Regions from separate parts of the Homo sapiens genome. Here region 2 is linked to region 1. Evidence: chromatin loops called from intact Hi-C (ENCODE). Cell type or tissue: left ventricle myocardium inferior. All regions are shown on one strand. Links, peaks and the distances in the headings refer to the core of each region. The heading gives the core; the rest is flanking DNA.

The links. Hi-C counts contacts between places; a loop is a spot of excess contacts. Peaks named below come from ENCODE experiments on the same cell type or tissue, not always from the same donor. Only the 100,000 strongest peaks of a DNase experiment are listed, where the experiment ranks them.
Region 2: it touches region 1 in a loop (2.3-fold over the local background); 18 of 110 quality-filtered maps call a loop at or near these places.

Annotation. Positions count from the first base shown.
Region 1 is chr15:50,491,141-50,499,649 of GRCh38, reverse strand. It overlaps USP8 (ubiquitin specific peptidase 8), which reads right to left. Exons shown (of 20, transcript NM_005154.5): 15 at 6,737-6,949; 16 at 5,370-5,580; 17 at 3,566-3,802; 18 at 2,419-2,561; 19 at 922-1,054; 20 at 1-747. The coding sequence ends at 562. It also overlaps a transcript of USP50 not described here. Among named protein-coding and RNA genes, the nearest start is that of USP50, 51 kb to the left of the region's middle. In left ventricle myocardium inferior, for the core only: no CTCF peak of the experiment used is centred there; no DNase peak of the experiment used is centred there.
Region 2 is chr15:50,569,048-50,577,556 of GRCh38, reverse strand. It overlaps TRPM7 (transient receptor potential cation channel subfamily M member 7), which reads left to right. Exons shown (of 39, transcript NM_017672.6): 32 at 1,638-1,688; 33 at 1,768-1,833; 34 at 2,422-2,705; 35 at 2,838-2,920; 36 at 3,078-3,283; 37 at 7,402-7,453; 38 at 7,564-7,670. Among named protein-coding and RNA genes, the nearest start is that of USP50, 27 kb to the right of the region's middle. In left ventricle myocardium inferior, for the core only: no CTCF peak of the experiment used is centred there; a DNase peak (open chromatin) is centred at 3,547.

The DNA.
Region 1 (8,509 bases), core at 327-8,326:
ATTGCTTTGCCCTGTCATTTCCCTAAGAAAGCACTGAAGTTAACTCAAAATAGGCTGAAAGAAAAAAAGCAATCCTCTGAGTTCTAGGTTTCACAAAAGGACCACGTGTTAAACTATGTACATCGATTTGATGTGCAAGTATGCAATAAATATGTACACATACATTCCTATCTGCTTTACATCATTCTAGAGTATTCATAGTATATCAAGATGGGATTTAGAAATGTGAAAAGGCCATAACAGTGAAAAGGAAAAAAAAAAGATAACAATAGTTTTTAGACCAGTCGAATAATAATGCTTAGCTAGTTAATTATTTTAACTTTGGAGCAGACTAAAAAAGTTGTTTTGAAATAAATGGTACCTGTAAGTGATGATTACTGCAATACTTGTTAAATGTTATTTGTCAGCACTGACCGGAATTATATAGTGCTAGTAACACAGCTCCCACTGTCCTAGAATTCCTCTAAATGGCCAGCTATAGCTACCATTATCCTGATAAGCATTTCAAGAGTTGTGTTGCTGAGCCTTTTAAAAGATAACTAGTTTATAACCTATGTCTCCTTATGTGGCTACATCAGTTACTCGTGGTCCCAATGAAGTATAAAAGAGGATATAAGCTGCTGAAGATTTCACAGAAGAAACGGAGATATCAGAAACTTCATGATCATCAAACTTAAACCACCGTTGTCTTGCTGCATTTTTACAATAGGCTGTGTAGTGGCCTCCATCCAGCCCACCGTAGTGATTCTGTGCCAAACAAGATAGAAAAAAAAATCAATTCAGTTAAAATTGTTATTTAAAATACGCCAATAGTTTCAAAGCTTTATGTTGTTCTTACTCTTCCATGAGGTAGGAAACCACTTAAAACTTTTTTTAAACTTGCTTTGAAACAAAAAGTCTTCAGTTCAAAGAGATACTTACTGAAACAGAAAACAAATTATATTTCTTCAAATTGTTCTTTGGACCAATAACATACTGTGACAAGTCAAGATTTTCTAACGGGAAGTCCACAGATGTCTGTAATTTTTGTTTCCACCTGCCATCGTAGGAAAAACTGCAGAACAAAACATTACAATTACACTGACAGAGGAAGATACCAGGATGAATCCTCATTCATTAACATCTAGATTTTTAGCCAGGACTGTAAAATCCATTTCAAATACAAAGACTTGGAATTTTAGTAGTAGAGGAACCTGTTAAAGACATTTGGCTTCATTTCCATTTTACAAACAAGAAAACTGAGGCATATGGATATTTAATGATGTGCCTAAGGTCAAACAGCCAGAATGGTAGAGGTAGGACTATACTCTGGTCCAGCTACAACTGCTACATGAGTCTTCTAGGAAGGTAAGACCCACATGTTTATAATGCTGACCACCACAAAAGAAAGAATGACAGCTGCTCTCGAGTCAAGCTTGTACTTCAGAGAAAACTAGAGCCAGAAATTGAGAGTAGGAGACTACTGACTAAAATAATGTCATTCATTCCATTATTCTGGCATATTCTGCTCCTTTAAACATCAAAACAATGATATCTTGGTTGGTGTAATATGGTTATTTCATAATTTTGAAAATATTCAGCATTAAAAATTTTAGCAAATGTGTAATCACTTATAGAATGTTTATACTTCCAGAATCCTCAACTAGGACAATGGAAAAAACTAGCTTTTGTTAGAAAAATTTACACAAGAGAAATCTGAACATGTAAATTTGGAAATTAATATATGGAACTAAGAATCTCAATACAAGATAAAACATTTTTAACAGAAATGCTTTTTTGACACAAAAATTACAGCTCTCAATAAAAAAGTGCAACTTCCTTTAAAAAGTTTTTCAAATAATCAACTCAAAGTTCTTGAGTTACATGGATTATGTGATTATGTGAAGACCAAAGAATCAGCAAAAGATCTGGTTCGTGTTTTATAACTCTTGTCATTATTCCTTCTATTATAGGACTAGATCTTTTCCATCAATTGGAAAAATCTGGATGAAATTATTTCTGCACTTAATGGTATCGTTAACATATTTTATCATTAAAATACTTTAAAAATTATAAATTTTATTTAACACATAACTAAGTCTGTTATGCTTTAGTCTGCTGTTTGAATGTTACATTTCATGTGCTAATTTGTTTGAATTATACTGTAATATTTTTATACATTTTCACTTGATGCTTTGTAATTATTTAAAATTATAAGGAATTACATGAAATAGTGGTATTGTCATTTTGCTGTGGTACTGAAAACACTGAGGTGAACTAACAGTCTCATTTCTGCTTTATTTCCCTAGATCTACTGTAACCAGATAATCGCCCTTTGTTATGTGCCCATGGCAGGCAGTACAACAAGTATAAATTACACAGAACTTAAAATTCCCTCATTTAATTTCACTGAACAGGAGGACAAACTTTCCCCTTTACCGTTTCAGATGCACTAAAAGCACAGGTGGTAACTTCCAGATTTCTATCTTTTTTAGAGAATCCCGTCGAGCTCTGCAATGACTGCAGTAAAATCTGTTGTTATCTGTGAGTTTTTCTTCTTTGGAAAATAATCTAAGGCAATCCTGGCAGAAAAAAACAAGTAGCAGATACTCGTTAATTCGATTCTTCAATAATGTCAGAGAGCACCTATTTAGTTAGTCACTCTGCAGGCACCAGTGATTCAACAGCAATCTACACAAAAGAGTTCCTGCCTTCCCAAAGCTTGTGATCTAGTGAGAAGCATAGACAAGTGAACAATGACAGCACAGAGTGTGGTGAGTGCTACCTACAGTGTGTTGTGACAGGACACAGGAAAGCCCCTAACCTGGTCAATCAGAGAAACCCTGTTGGAGGAAATGACATTCTGGAGGTACTTTAAGACTAAAGGTATCAACAAGCTTTTATATAAGAAACATTGTTGATACATGGAAAACAGGATATTTATTTGATATCCCCATGTAAAGCAAATGCTTATGAAAAGTAGGCCTAAGTTAGTCAACAGACAACTTTCCAAATTAACTTATAAAACTTTTTAAAAACATACTAACAATCCTGAAATCCTGAAAGAATATTTAATAAAGGTATCTTTAAAAAAGAAATTTCTAATTCTTTCTAATCTACATAGGCCTAATTATAAAACAGAATTTATATTGAGTTTTACTGATAAAAGGTTTTTTTTTTTTTTTTTTTTAAGACGGAGTCTTGTTCTGTCCCCTAGGCTGGAGTGCAGTGGCGAGATCTCAGCTCACTGTAAACTCCGCCTCCAGGGTTCACGCCATTCTCCTGCCTCAGCCTCCTGAGTAGCGGGGACTACAGGTGCCCACCACCACGCCCGGCTAATTTTTTGTATTTTTAGTAGAGATGGGGTTTCACCGTGTTATCCAGGATGGTCTCGATCTCCTGACCTCGTGATCCGCCCACCTCGGCCTCCCAAAGTGCTGGGAGTACAAGGTATGAGCCACTGCGCCCGGCCGAGTTTTACTGATAAAATGTTTGTAAGGGTAAAGACCAGAAATTTACATCTCTATATCCATAAAAACAGCATTTTTATCCAATAAATCATTTTCTCTCTACTTCTTAAACTTACCTGTAATGTACATTTACTTGTGGATGCTAGTGGTAGAGACAAATACATGAAGGCCTCAAATGTCCTAGACTTTTTGTGACATGTGAGGCACTGTACTGTAGATTTGAATTGACCCTGAAAAAGTGCAACAATAATAGACTCATTGAGCTGCTTGTGTTTCTGCCAGGCATGTTCTGCAGCTTTAAAGTCATCGAGATGATCATTATTTTCTTCTTTATATCTCTTCCGATTATCAGCCTGGAAATAAAATGATTTAAGCTCTATATTAATATCTCAAAGAAAACATTTAAATTGAAAGAATAAAAGTGAATACAAACACTTGCCAGATTTAGAAACACCTGTAGTTCTCATAAAGGAGTTCTGATCTCACTGAGTGTGGCAAAAAATAATTCTAGCCAAAAATACCAAAAAAAACTCACTCACTTTATTGAAGGAATGTGACTTGTTGAAATTTCCCAAATTTTTATTTAAAAAGCTGAAAAGGGCCAGATGTGGTGGTTCATGCTTGTAATCCCAGCATTCTGGGAAGCCAAGGCAGGAGGACTGCTTGGGGCCAGGAGTTCGAGACCAACTTGTGCAACATAGTGAGACCCCCCCCTCCAATCTCTACTAAAAAAAGAAAAAGCTAAAAAGTTTGGTTTTTAGAAAAGATATCCCACATATAGCTGGGAATTAGGGCTACAACTGGACATATATAATTTTGTTGCCCTAGCCTCTCTCTCTCTATATATGTATATATGTATGTGTATATATATGTGTATATATGTATGTATATATACACGTATATATGTATATATGTATGTGTATATATATGTGTATATATGTATGTATATATACACGTATATATATATACACAAATATTTTTGTGTAGGTGTGTGTGTATATATATATATATCTGTTCAGTGGTTAAGAATGGTGACCCCAAAATATGTGAGACAAAAAGTGCTAAAAAGAAGTTGTAGTATGTAAATGGAGGGTGGTCATTTATGTATACATACATGCCTTTATAATAACTAGTCACATGAGTCATTTGGTTACATGGAGTAATTTTTTTTTTTTTTTTTTTTAGAAAGAGTCTCACTCTGTCGCCCAGGCTGGAGTGCAGTGGTCACTGCAATCTCGGCTCACTGCAACTTCTGCCTCCCAGGTTCAAGCGATTCTCCTGCTTCAGCCACCTGAGTAGCTGGGATTACAGGCACATGCCACTACACCCAGCCAATTTTTGTATTTTTAGTAGAGACGAGGTTTTGCCATGTTGGCCAGGCTGGGCTCAAACTCCTGACCTCAGGTGATCCACCAGCCTTGGCCTCCCAAAGTACTGGGATTACAGGCATAAGCCACTGTGCCCAGCCAAGTAATTCTTATTTTAGAAGGATGTGTAAGAATAAAGGCATGTTCCACTTTCAGCAAGGGACTGGGAAAAAGAAAAGAATAAGGATATGTACAATAACATATACATATTATATAAACATAACATACAATAAAAATGCTCAAACTGTCTATAATCTTTTATAAGATCATTTGTTTATGATTTTACTTTCACATACATGTGGGTCACAAACGCCAATAACTATTTTAACATTTGCAAATTTCTCAGCAATACTGCTTGTTAATTAGTAAATACCAACTGTATATGCTTCAAATATTACACTTACCTGATGTTTTATAATTCTCTTATACAGTCACTATTTGAATAAACAAGCACTGAACTATCACCAACTAGAATTTTAAACTGCTATAAAAATACAGTGCTACTGAGCAACCCTAAAGAGTCTCTGCAACTTAGAAAAATCAAATTTCTTACTTTATTTAGATCTTCATGGAGACCATCCATTAGGAACAGAAGCAATTCTTGTGAATCTTGCTGACTGTATCCTGCAAACTGGTCATTGATCTTCCCAATGGTGATTTTAAAGTCCTTTGGACTGATATATCTATACTGTCCTGTCCACAGGGCTTTCATGATTATACCAAATTCTTCTGCCACTTCACCTTTATGCCCCAACAAATTTGACCTGTGCAAATAAAAGTTGTTACAAAAGACAATAAAGGAAATTTAAAAGTTAAGCAAGGTACAGTAGATTCTTGATGTCAACATGAAATTATTCACATACTGTAGCACTACATTAAACTACTTATTTATTTGCAGGCTCACCACCAGATTCTCATCTGAATCTGACTTGCTTACATCCCTTCAGCTTCCTTCTTTTGGCTGCAAGCCCTGCATGGTCTCCTCATCATCAACAGGCTCCAGTTCATGACAGCGAGGTTCTGCCTTCTGGCACTGCTCTCATCCTGTCTGTCCTTTACTAATCAGAGAAGGCTTTACTCTTTTTTGAGATAGGGTCTCATTCTGTCACCCAGGCTGGTGGAGTATAGCGGCACAATCACGGCTCACTGCAGCCTTGACCTTCTGGGCTCAGGTGATCCTCCCACCTTAGCCTCCCAAGTAGCAGGGACTATAGGCATGTATCACCACACCTAGCTAATTTTTGTAGAGACGGAGTTTTGCCTTGTTGCCCAGACTGGTCTCAAACTCCTGGGCCCCAAGTGATCTGCCCACGTCAGCCTCCCAAAGTGCTAGGATTACCAGTGTGAGCCACCATGCCCAGCCTTCATTATTCCTAAGGATAAAGATATTTTCCCCTTTCCTAATTTGACTTTTCTGGAGCTGAGTGGTAAGTACTATGGTTTGAAAGGTAAAATGGGTTCTTGATGTCAACATGAAATTATTCACATACTGTAGCCCTACACCAAAATGCTTACTTATTCATAGGTTACCACCAGATTCACGTCAAATATTCCAAAATTCAGGTGTTGCCAATGTGACAGGATTAAGAGATGGGGCCTTTAAAGAGGTGATAAGGCCATGAGGGCTCCCCTCCCGGGTGAACAGGATTAGGTGCCGTTTAGGGCTCGACAGGACGAGTCTGTCCTCTTTCGCTTCCACCTTCTACCCTGTGAGGATGCAGCAAAAAAGCGCACCAGATGCCGGCACCTAGACGATGGCCTTCCCAGTCAAGAACTAAGAGAAAATAAATTTTTGTTCTTTACAAATTATCTAGTCTTAGGTATTTTGTTATAGCAGCAGAAAACTAATGGACTAAGACAGTAAATATGGTTAGATCATCCTTTTAGCATTATAATGCAAAAAGTATGACATGTATTTACCTGTTAATATCATCCTGATAACAGTTTCGGTTGAAATAATCAGCCAAATGTGGAGCGTTACATAGGCACTGCAATATTGAGTTCATATAACAAGTATTTCCTAAGTTACGAAGTCCAGTAAGAGCTGGTCCAGAACCTCCAAAAACAGGATTGAGGTTCCGAATCTGAGAAGCAGAAAGCCTTGAGATCTCAGCTTTAGGATAACATGTTGGCCTGAGGAAGAAAAAGGATACAAGATGTCTTAAAATGCTGAGCATATGAAATTAAGGTTCTATACTATAAATGGCAGCAAACTGTAGCACCTGTACCACAGGCATCTTGTAAACAGTTAATATGTTAACTCATAAGATGCTGGGCCTTCCAGGACATTTAATATTTAGGTTAACATTAGTCATACGACTAAGGTCTCAGACCTTCCCATGAAACACATACCTTTAACCTCTTAATGTGGGTCATGGTTCTTAGAGACACCTTGAGATAGATTATCTCACTTCTCATGAACTAGGAGCTCTAGTAGAGAAGGCTCTTTTAAACTCCTTTAAATGATCCCTGGAAGTTTGGCATTATCAAATGTTTGAACTCACCCAGAATGCCAAATGAGGAATAATAAAAAAATAAAAACAAAAACAAAAAAAACCATACCGTGGAGTAGATATCAAGGGAAGCAGAGGTTATTTGGGTACTATTACTTAAATTCTAGAGTGTGTTGACTATTCACGGATGGATACACAATCACAGTAAAAAAATACAGTTCCAGCTGGGCTCAATGGCTGTCTATAATCCCACCACTTTGGGAGGCCGAGGTGGGCAGATCACCTGAGGTCAGGAGTTTGAGACCAGCCTGGCCAACATGGTGAAACCCCGTCTCTACTAAAAATACAAAAAGTAGCTGGGCATGATAGTGGACGTCTATAGTCCCAGCTACTCAGGAGGCTGAGGCAGGAGAATCGCTTGAGGAGGCAGACGTTGCAGTGAACTGAGATCATGCCACTGCACTTCAGCCTGGGCAACAGGGTGAGATTCCGTCTCAAAAAAAAAAAATTCCTTAGTTGCACTAATCACGTTTCAAAGTAGACACAAACCATACTGGACAGCACAGATACAGTACATTTCTATCACCATGGAAAGATCTGCTGGACAGTGCTGGGGCAGAGAATGCCTTCTAGACTTCTGTAATATGGTGTGTTTGATTTATATGTGGAACTACTAGAACTGCTGAAGCATAAGGAAAATCTTAACTGATAGGTCTTTTTTCTTTTTTAATTAATCCTTAACGTTCTTCCACCCCTAAAAGTAATACTGAGAACAGATTAAACTATATTTCAATCAGCTCCTCTTTACCTGTACTCAGGTGCATGTACTCGTGTGCTTTTTCTGTTCAATATATAAAAAAATACACAAACAGCATACAGTCCTTAAAACATTATCAAATTAACACACTTAAGAATGATTCAAGAAGAAATTAAATCTCACTAGTTATTATAATGAACTCTAAAATCTATAACAAGATTAATAGAATTTTTAAAAGCTCCTTCGAATAAGTCTGCACCTGGCAGGGTAAGTTCTCAGGAAGAAAAAATTTCAACTTTCTTAGGATGTGTTCAACTTACTTAGGATTAGGCTTAAAAGAGCCTAATTAAAATTCCTTAGCAAATACAAGTGTATAATAAATGGGAAAAAAATCATTTATTTATACTTCCACCTATTGCCCCCCTCCTCCCAAAAAAGTAAGTAAAGATTAGAAGTGGTACACAGACTTAAATCATCTCCTCA
Region 2 (8,509 bases), core at 388-8,387, 78 kb before region 1:
GGTGAGAAGGAGTCTTGCTCTGTCGTCCAGGCTGGAGTAGGGAGTATAGTGGTGTGATCTTGGCTCACTGCAACCTCCGCCTCCCAGGTTCAAGCAGTTCTCCTGCCTCAGCCTCCCGAGTAGCTGGGATTACAGGCATGCACCACCACATCCGGCTAATTTCTGTGTTTCTGTAGAGACGAGATTTCACCACGTTGGCCAGGCTGGTCTCTAACTCCTGACCTCATGATCTGCCCACCTCCACCTCCCAAAGTGCTGAGATTACAGGCGAGAGCCACCGCACCTGGCCTGATTTTTCTAAAGGTCACTCCTCCACTTTACATTTTTTCCCCATTGTTGTTTAATGAAATCCAGTGTTCTTCCTTAACATGACATATTAGGCTTTTAATTACCCCCCCACACACACTTTAGGCTCTTAATTCCACGCCTCCCGCCCCCTCCCCTGCCAAAGACAGGATCTCTCTGTCACCAGGTTGGAGTGCAGTGGCACAGACTTTGCTCACTGCAGCCTCAACCTCCTAGGCTCAAGCATTCCTCCCACCTCTGCCTTCTGAGTGGCTAGGACTACAGGTGGGTGCCACCTTGCTCAGCTAATTTTAAAAATCTTTTTTGTTGATAATGGGGCCTTGCCATGTTATCCAGGCTGGTCTTGAACTCCTGGCCCCAAAGCAGTCTTTCCACCTCAGCCTCCCAAAGTGTTAATGATGATAGGTGTGAGCCACTGTGCCTGGCCTCCTCTTAACAATTTGATATTCCCTGTTTCTGTAGCTTCACCTCCTGCAGTTATCCCTGTACTCTTGCCCATTAATTTGTAGTCTTAGCTGCATATTCAAATCATTTGTAGAGAATCATTTCTATGATGACACATACCTACAGAATTAGAATATTTTGGAGTGACATCTGGGTGGATGTATGTCCAAAAAGCACTATAGGTCAATCTTCCCCCTTCTCTTACTCTGAGATAGCTTTGACGTCTTCTCAACCAAAAGGCATTAGGTACTCCTATATAGTCGTACAGTATGTGCACACATGTATGTGTATATACACATTTTTAAAGTATATTTTTATACAGTATTAAAACTGTTGGCTAACTTCCTTTTCCTGCAAGACAGTAGGTTTCTTTTTATTTGTGTTCTAGAAACTTAGCACATAGCAGATTTGACTTGTCTTTGTCTTCTTGCAACATTTAAAGGTCAATTCCACACACACACACAAAAAGATGGGGGAAGGGCTTTTGATGGGTATGTTTCACATTCCAGAAGTTCATCTTCTCATGGTAGACCTGCTAAAATATTTACATGGCTACAGTCCCCAACCCCCAAACATCAGAATCAAAGAGAGATTTTTCTTTCTGAATGGGAGGTATGGGAGGAGTGAGTTTATGGCAGGAGTTAGGATAGTGTGCAGCATAATGTGCTCTTCACTTGTAGGTGTCTAAATGCACAGCTGTCACTAATCTGGCATAATGAAATAGGGTAATATAGCACAGTGGACATATTTTATCCCTAATTTTTCTGTTTTTGTGAGGAACAGTTACACTATGGAAATTCAAAATGATTTTATGAGATTATCCGGGTTAAAATTTTTGCTGTACTAGTACTTTTTAAATGGTCTCGTTTGTTTATTTGCCATTCTAGGTCTCACTTCTCCATTTAAGCCAGCTATGGATACAAATTACTATTATTCAGGTCAGTAATATTAAAAACAAAATTTAATAGCATTTTGGACCTTTACAGATTTAATTATTTCTCTCTCATTTTTATGCAGCTGTGGAAAGAAATAACTTGATGAGGTTATCACAGAGCATTCCATTTACACCTGTGCCTCCAAGAGGTAAATCCAAAAATTAAAGAAATAAATAAGTGAAAATTAACCCTTTAATGATTTTTAGCTATAATATAGAATGTGGGTGGGATTACATTAAGAAGTATCAATTTCAAATAAATTCTTGATTAATCTGACTACCACAAGGGTGAGGTATGTTTGAATAGAAGAAGGGAAGCATCAGAAATATTGAGTTTCTCCATTACTGGCATATTCAGAAGCAACAATATATTCTAATTCTAAAAAGTTCTTGATCCACTATCTAGTAATTTATATAAACTGACATCACAGTGTCCATGAAACAGCTCTAACTTCTAAGTTTAATTCAGAAGTGTGTAGAATTTTAGTTGCTTTTTTAAAGGTTTTCTCTAAAATGCCAGAATTTCAAAAATGCCTAACATTACACATGAATTCAAAGATATTATGAAAGTATCCTTGATTTCTTACCTATTGCTATTAAATTTCTTTGTATAAAACTACATCTTGGTCCATTTTATCTTCTGTTCCTTAATCAAAGATGCCTGCTAATTTTTATTTTACTTTGTCGTTTTTAAAAAGTCACAATTTAATCTTAAACTTTTTCCATTTGTGTTGCAGGGGAGCCTGTCACAGTGTATCGTTTGGAAGAGAGTTCACCCAACATACTAAATAACAGCATGTCTTCTTGGTCACAACTAGGCCTCTGTGCCAAAATAGAGTTTTTAAGCAAAGAGGAGATGGGAGGAGGTTTACGAAGAGCTGTCAAAGTACAGTGTACCTGGTCAGAACATGATATCCTCAAATCAGGGCATCTTTATATTATCAAATCTTTTCTTCCAGAGGTGGTTAATACATGGTCAAGTATTTACAAAGAAGATACAGTTCTGCATCTCTGTCTGAGAGTAAGTGTCAGTGAATATTTAATAGTGGAACATAATTTAAGCTTTATATTTTAACTTCTGAAATATCAATAAGCCAAATATAATCTTAGTTTAAATATTAAACAAGGGTTCTCCCCACCCTCCCTTTTATAGGAAATTCAACAACAGAGAGCAGCACAAAAGCTTACGTTTGCCTTTAATCAAATGAAACCCAAATCCATACCATATTCTCCAAGGTAAATCTTTAATTTTTTTCTGGGATCTTTTATTATATGGATAGCAGTCCCTTTTGACCTTCATTTTTGATGTTGAATATTTAATTATCCATTTTGTAGATCAATTAGAATTTTATTAACAAAACTGCTAGTAATATTTATAACTATTTTTTATAAGGTTCCTTGAAGTTTTCCTGCTGTATTGCCATTCAGCAGGACAGTGGTTTGCTGTGGAAGAATGTATGACTGGAGAATTTAGAAAATACAACAATAATAATGGAGATGAGATTATTCCAACTAATACTCTGGAAGAGATCATGCTAGCCTTTAGCCACTGGACTTACGAATATACAAGAGGGGAGTTACTGGTACTTGATTTGCAAGGTAAATTTATTAAAATATTGCTAAGGTGAAATTCTGCAGTAGGTTCTCACCTATTCATATGTTATACAGAATCTGCTAATTTATAGATAAATAAAATCTTAGGCCAATAGAAGCTATAAAAAAGCAAGTTAATCACAGTCATAGCATATAGCCATCAGGGCCTTGAGTAATAGAATCTGGCTATCTTTTTTTGTTCCCCCGCCCCCTCCCCCACCCCCAGAGGGAGTCTTGCTCAGTCACCCAGGCTGGAGTGTAGTGGTGCAATCTCAGCTCACTGCAACTTCCGCCTCCCGGATTCAAGCAATTCTCTTGCCTCAGCCTCCCGAGTAGTTGGGATTACAGGCACCTGCCACCACGCCCAGCTAATTTTTGTATTTTTAGTAGACAAGGTTTCACCATGTTGGCCAGGCTGGTCTTGAGCTTCTGACCTTGTGATCTGCCCGCCTCAGCCTCCCAAAGTGCTGGGATTACAGGAGTGAGCCACCACACCCGGCCTGGCTATCTAAATTATGGTTAAGATAATACAGATGTTTTGATAAGCAAAAACATGTAAAAATTCCCTATTCTAAGATATGCAGTCTAGTATTTCAAAAGTATAAAGACCGTTTCTTTAAAAATAACAAATACCTCTATTGTTCCTGGTGTTTATGTTAACCTGTTATTGTGAACTAAACTACCTAAAAATTTAGTGGATTTAAAACAACTGCCATTTTATTTCCTTATAGTTCTTTCATTCAGAAATTTGGATGGGACATAGTGGGAATGTCTCTCTCTGCTGTCACCTCAAAAGACTGGAATGGCTGGAGACATTGAACAGCTTGACTGGAGTCAAATGTCTGAGGTCTCTGTTCACTGTCAACTAAATTCCTCAGTTCTTCAGTGTTCTCTGTCTACATGGCTAGCTAGCTTGGGCTTGCTCACAGCATGGTAGTTTCAGGTATTTAGACTTCTTACATAGCAGCTGGCTTCTTCTAGAGAGAAAGCAGAACCTCTTAAGGCTAGGCCCAGGATTGAGATGCCTTCTGCCACATTTTACTGATCAAGGCAACTTACAAGGGTAGCCCACATTCAAGGGGAGGCGAAGTAGATTCAGCAGTTGATGGGTAGAACGATATGCATCTATAGAGGGAAAAATTGCTCATAGCCATCTTAGCAGATAGACTGTGTTTCATACATATAAAAGAAAAAAGACTTTCATATATATGAAAGAAAAAAAAGAAATGGTGACTGCAAGAGGGCAGGTTTGCTTGGAGTAATGTCTGCTGAGCTTCACAGTGAGTCAAAGGAAGTTAAATTGAGCAAGTTGCCAGCTCTTCTCTTCATTATGGCTTCCATAATTTTTCTCCCTGAAGAGCAGACTTAATTTCAAATGTAAACACAGACCAGATTTTAAATCACATGAGAACAATTGTTTAGAATGTTTATTACTCAGTGACTCTTTAGTGTACAGGTATAAATATAAAAGATTTGTTGAAAAGCAAACAGGTTTCAGCTCAAGAATGAAAATCTATGTAAAAACAACTATACTTTTTTCAGTAGTTCATACCTTTATAAAAATGATTATGGTGGTGTATGTTGTGAAAAACTCTCTGATGTCCATTATGAGTTAGGCCAATCCAGTTAAGTTTAAAAATTACAAGCATACATTAGAGATACTGCAGGCTCAGTTCCAGACTACTGCAACGAAGCAAATATTGCAATAAAGCATATCACATGAATTTTTTGGATTTGCAGTACATATAAAAGTTAAATTTACACTATACTGTAGTCTAAAGTGTGTGATAGCATTGTGTATGAAGAACAGTGTACATACCTTAATTTAAAAATACCTTATTGTTAAAAAATAGTAAGAATTATCTAAGCCTTCATCAAGTTGTAGTCTTTTTCCTGGTGAAGGATCTGGCCTCCATGTTGATGACTGCTAACTGATAGTTGCTGAAGTTTGCGATGACTGCAGCAATTTCTTTTTCTTTCTTTTTTAAAAAATAGAGGCAGGGTCTCTTTCTGTTGCCCAGGCTGGAGTGCAGTAGCTCAATCACAACTCACTGCAACCTCAAACTCCTTCGGCTCAAGCCATCCTCCTGCCTCAGCCTCCTGCATAGCTGGGACTACAGGCTCACGTCACTGCATGCAGCTAATTTTTAAAAATTTTTGTAGAGATGGGTGTCTAACTAGGTGGGTCAGGCTAGTCTTGAACTCCTGGCCTCAAGCAGTCCTCCCACAGTGCTAGGATTACGGGCATGAGCCACTCTCTGGCCACAGTGAAGTTTGCCACATGGATTGATTCTTCCTTTCATGAAGGACTTCTGTAGCACGCAGTGCCATTTGATAACATTTTACCCACAGTGGAACTTCTTTCAAAATTGGAGTGAACCTTCTCAAACCCTGCTGCTTTATCAACAAAGTTTATGTATATTCTAAATCCCTTGTGATTTGAACAATGTTCACGGTATCTTCACCGAGTAGATTCCATCTCAACATAATGTTTATTGAACAATTTTTACATAGGAATATCTTAGATGATTACAAGTTAAACAATGTAGCAATATATAAAGAACAAAGTGTTCCCATCTTTTTTATTTCTCTACTTCTGTGAAGACATATACACAAACGGAGACTTTTTTCCCTCTTTTTTATTATTTTGTTTTGTTGTGTTGGTTTTACCCCAACTGGGATCATGAGATTTTTTTTTTTCCACTTTTTTTTTCTGCCTAACGATATATCATAGGCATTTTCTAGAGTTATTTCTTTAGTAAGCTGCGTGATAGTCTATAGTGTAGCAGCTATAGCATGATTTACATCTGTGTTGATAAACATTCACTCTACTTTTAGTTTTTTGCTTCTACAAACAGTGCTTGCAGCAAACCATTCTCATGCACTGCTACTTTTATTTCCTTAAAGTAAGTTCCTAAATTGGTGTAGAAAAGAGATTAGTACAATTTTAATTTTAATAACAACTGCCAGAGTACTTTCCCAAAAGCTTATCAGAAATCATACTCAGCCTTCTACGGAAGTTCCTGCTTCTCTACAGTCTTTCCAGTATGGAATATTCTTAATGTTTGCCATTCTGTTGGATGGAAAATAGTATCGTGTTTTAATTCTGGTTTTTCCTTTTGTGAAATTGAACCATTTTATTAGATTTTGCTCTAATGGGTTAAATATTTGTGATTATTCAAAATATCAGTAGGTGTTAAGTGTGTGTGTGTATGTGTTTATATATACACACATGAATATGTAAGAGACTGGAAGGATTTAATCATAATACTTCTGGAGAGGGCTGGAGGTGAAGAAAGATTTTCACAATCTTACTCTGTGTTACATGAATGTTTTGCAAGAAAATGTGATATGTGTTAATGTGTGTGGTTTTTTTCCCTTAAATCCCAAACACTTGTTTTTTGTTTTTGTTTTTGTTTTTTTTTTGAGACGAATTTCACTCTGTTGCCCAGGCTAGAGTGCAGTAGTACGATTTTGGCTCACTGCAACCTCCGCCTCCCAGGTTCAAGCGATTCTCCCGTCTCAGCCTCCCGAAAGTAGCTGGGACTACAGGCGCCCCCCACCATGTCCGGCTAACTTTTTTTTTTTTTTTTTTTTTTTTTAGGAATGAAGTTTCACCATGTTGGTCAGGCTGGTCTCGAACTCCTGACCTCAGGTGATCCATCCGCCTTGGCCGCCCAAAGTGCTGGGATTACAGGCGTGAGCCACTGCGCCTGGCCAATCCCAAACACTTTTAAAGTCCTATGGATTATTCCTTCATGTACCAAATTGTTCTTTGCTAACTAAGATGAAACAAGGGCAGATTGACCAGACCTTTTACAAGTAAGGAGGTATTTGCATCCTTGGTGCTGTAGGATAAGGAACTTAATGCCTACCTACCAACTCTGACGTTTAACTCTTGTTCACATTACAAGGAGATATGCCTCTCCCTGGTAGAATGCCAGAGTCATAAATCAAGTTATGAAATATCAAAAGAGAAGAACTACACTCCTTTGAATAGTTTAACATTGTAATGATTGATGATACTATAACATCTCTTAAGATGATTTTTATTATGCAGATGTCAGTATTTATGTCAATTATATAATATAAATTATTTGTCTTTTTTATATACACATATAAAGGTGTTGGTGAAAATTTGACTGACCCATCTGTGATAAAAGCAGAAGAAAAGAGGTAATAAGTTTTAACTATTTCATTAAGGCATAATTTCACATTTTATATTTGTACCTGTATAAACTGCCCCCTTTTTTTTGTTGTTTTTTTTAAAATTACCAATTCTACAGATCCTGTGATATGGTTTTTGGCCCAGCAAATCTAGGAGAAGATGCAATTAAAAACTTCAGAGCAAAACATCACTGTAATTCTTGCTGTAGAAAGCTTAAACTTCCAGGTAAAAAATTTCTTAATCAGTATAGTATATAAATTGTTACGAAACTTGGTTACTACAATACCTCATAAGGCCAGAGGTACAAATGTTTAATGTAATGGTCTCTAATTGTGCCAGCTTCAGCAGCTCTTTTGCAAATACATATTGTTGGTTATAAATGAATCTGTGTTTTCCTTCTTTCTTTATACAAAGTTCATTAATTTAATATATTATGTGTCTGCAGAATGCCAGGAATTGTGCTCAGTGTTGAAAGTAGAATATTGAACCAGACAGCTATGTCTCTGCCCTCATGGAGTTTAGCCTCATGTTGAATATTGACAAGATTAGCAGGGAGTTACAGGACTGATAAATGCCAAGAGAGAGGAAAAAACAGAACAGAGTGCTATAGAACATGTAAGCAGGTCCCTTAACTCAAACCCAGGTCCGGGAATGATCCTGGGAAACTAACGTATTTGCCTTTACTTGGAGAATGAATAGACCTTCAAGTTAGCCTTGCAGAAGAATTGAGAAAAGGCTATTTGATCAAGCAGGAACAGGAACTGTAAATATATTGTCTCATGATATTAACATCATCTTTGTATGCAGAGAATTACAAGTTATTATTTAATTGTTAGTTAAAGCACAAACCTGTGGTTGTCTCTCTTTGATGTGCATCATAGTCCCCTGTGGAACTTTAAAAAAAAATTCCCCTACCAGGAGCAGTGACACATGCCTGTAGTCCCAGCTACTCAGGAGGCTGATACCAGAGGATCGCTTGAGCTCAGGAGTTCAAAGCTGTAGTGCCTACTTCAGTTTGGGCAACATAGTGAGACCCTGTCTCTTTTAAAAATTAAATTTAAAAA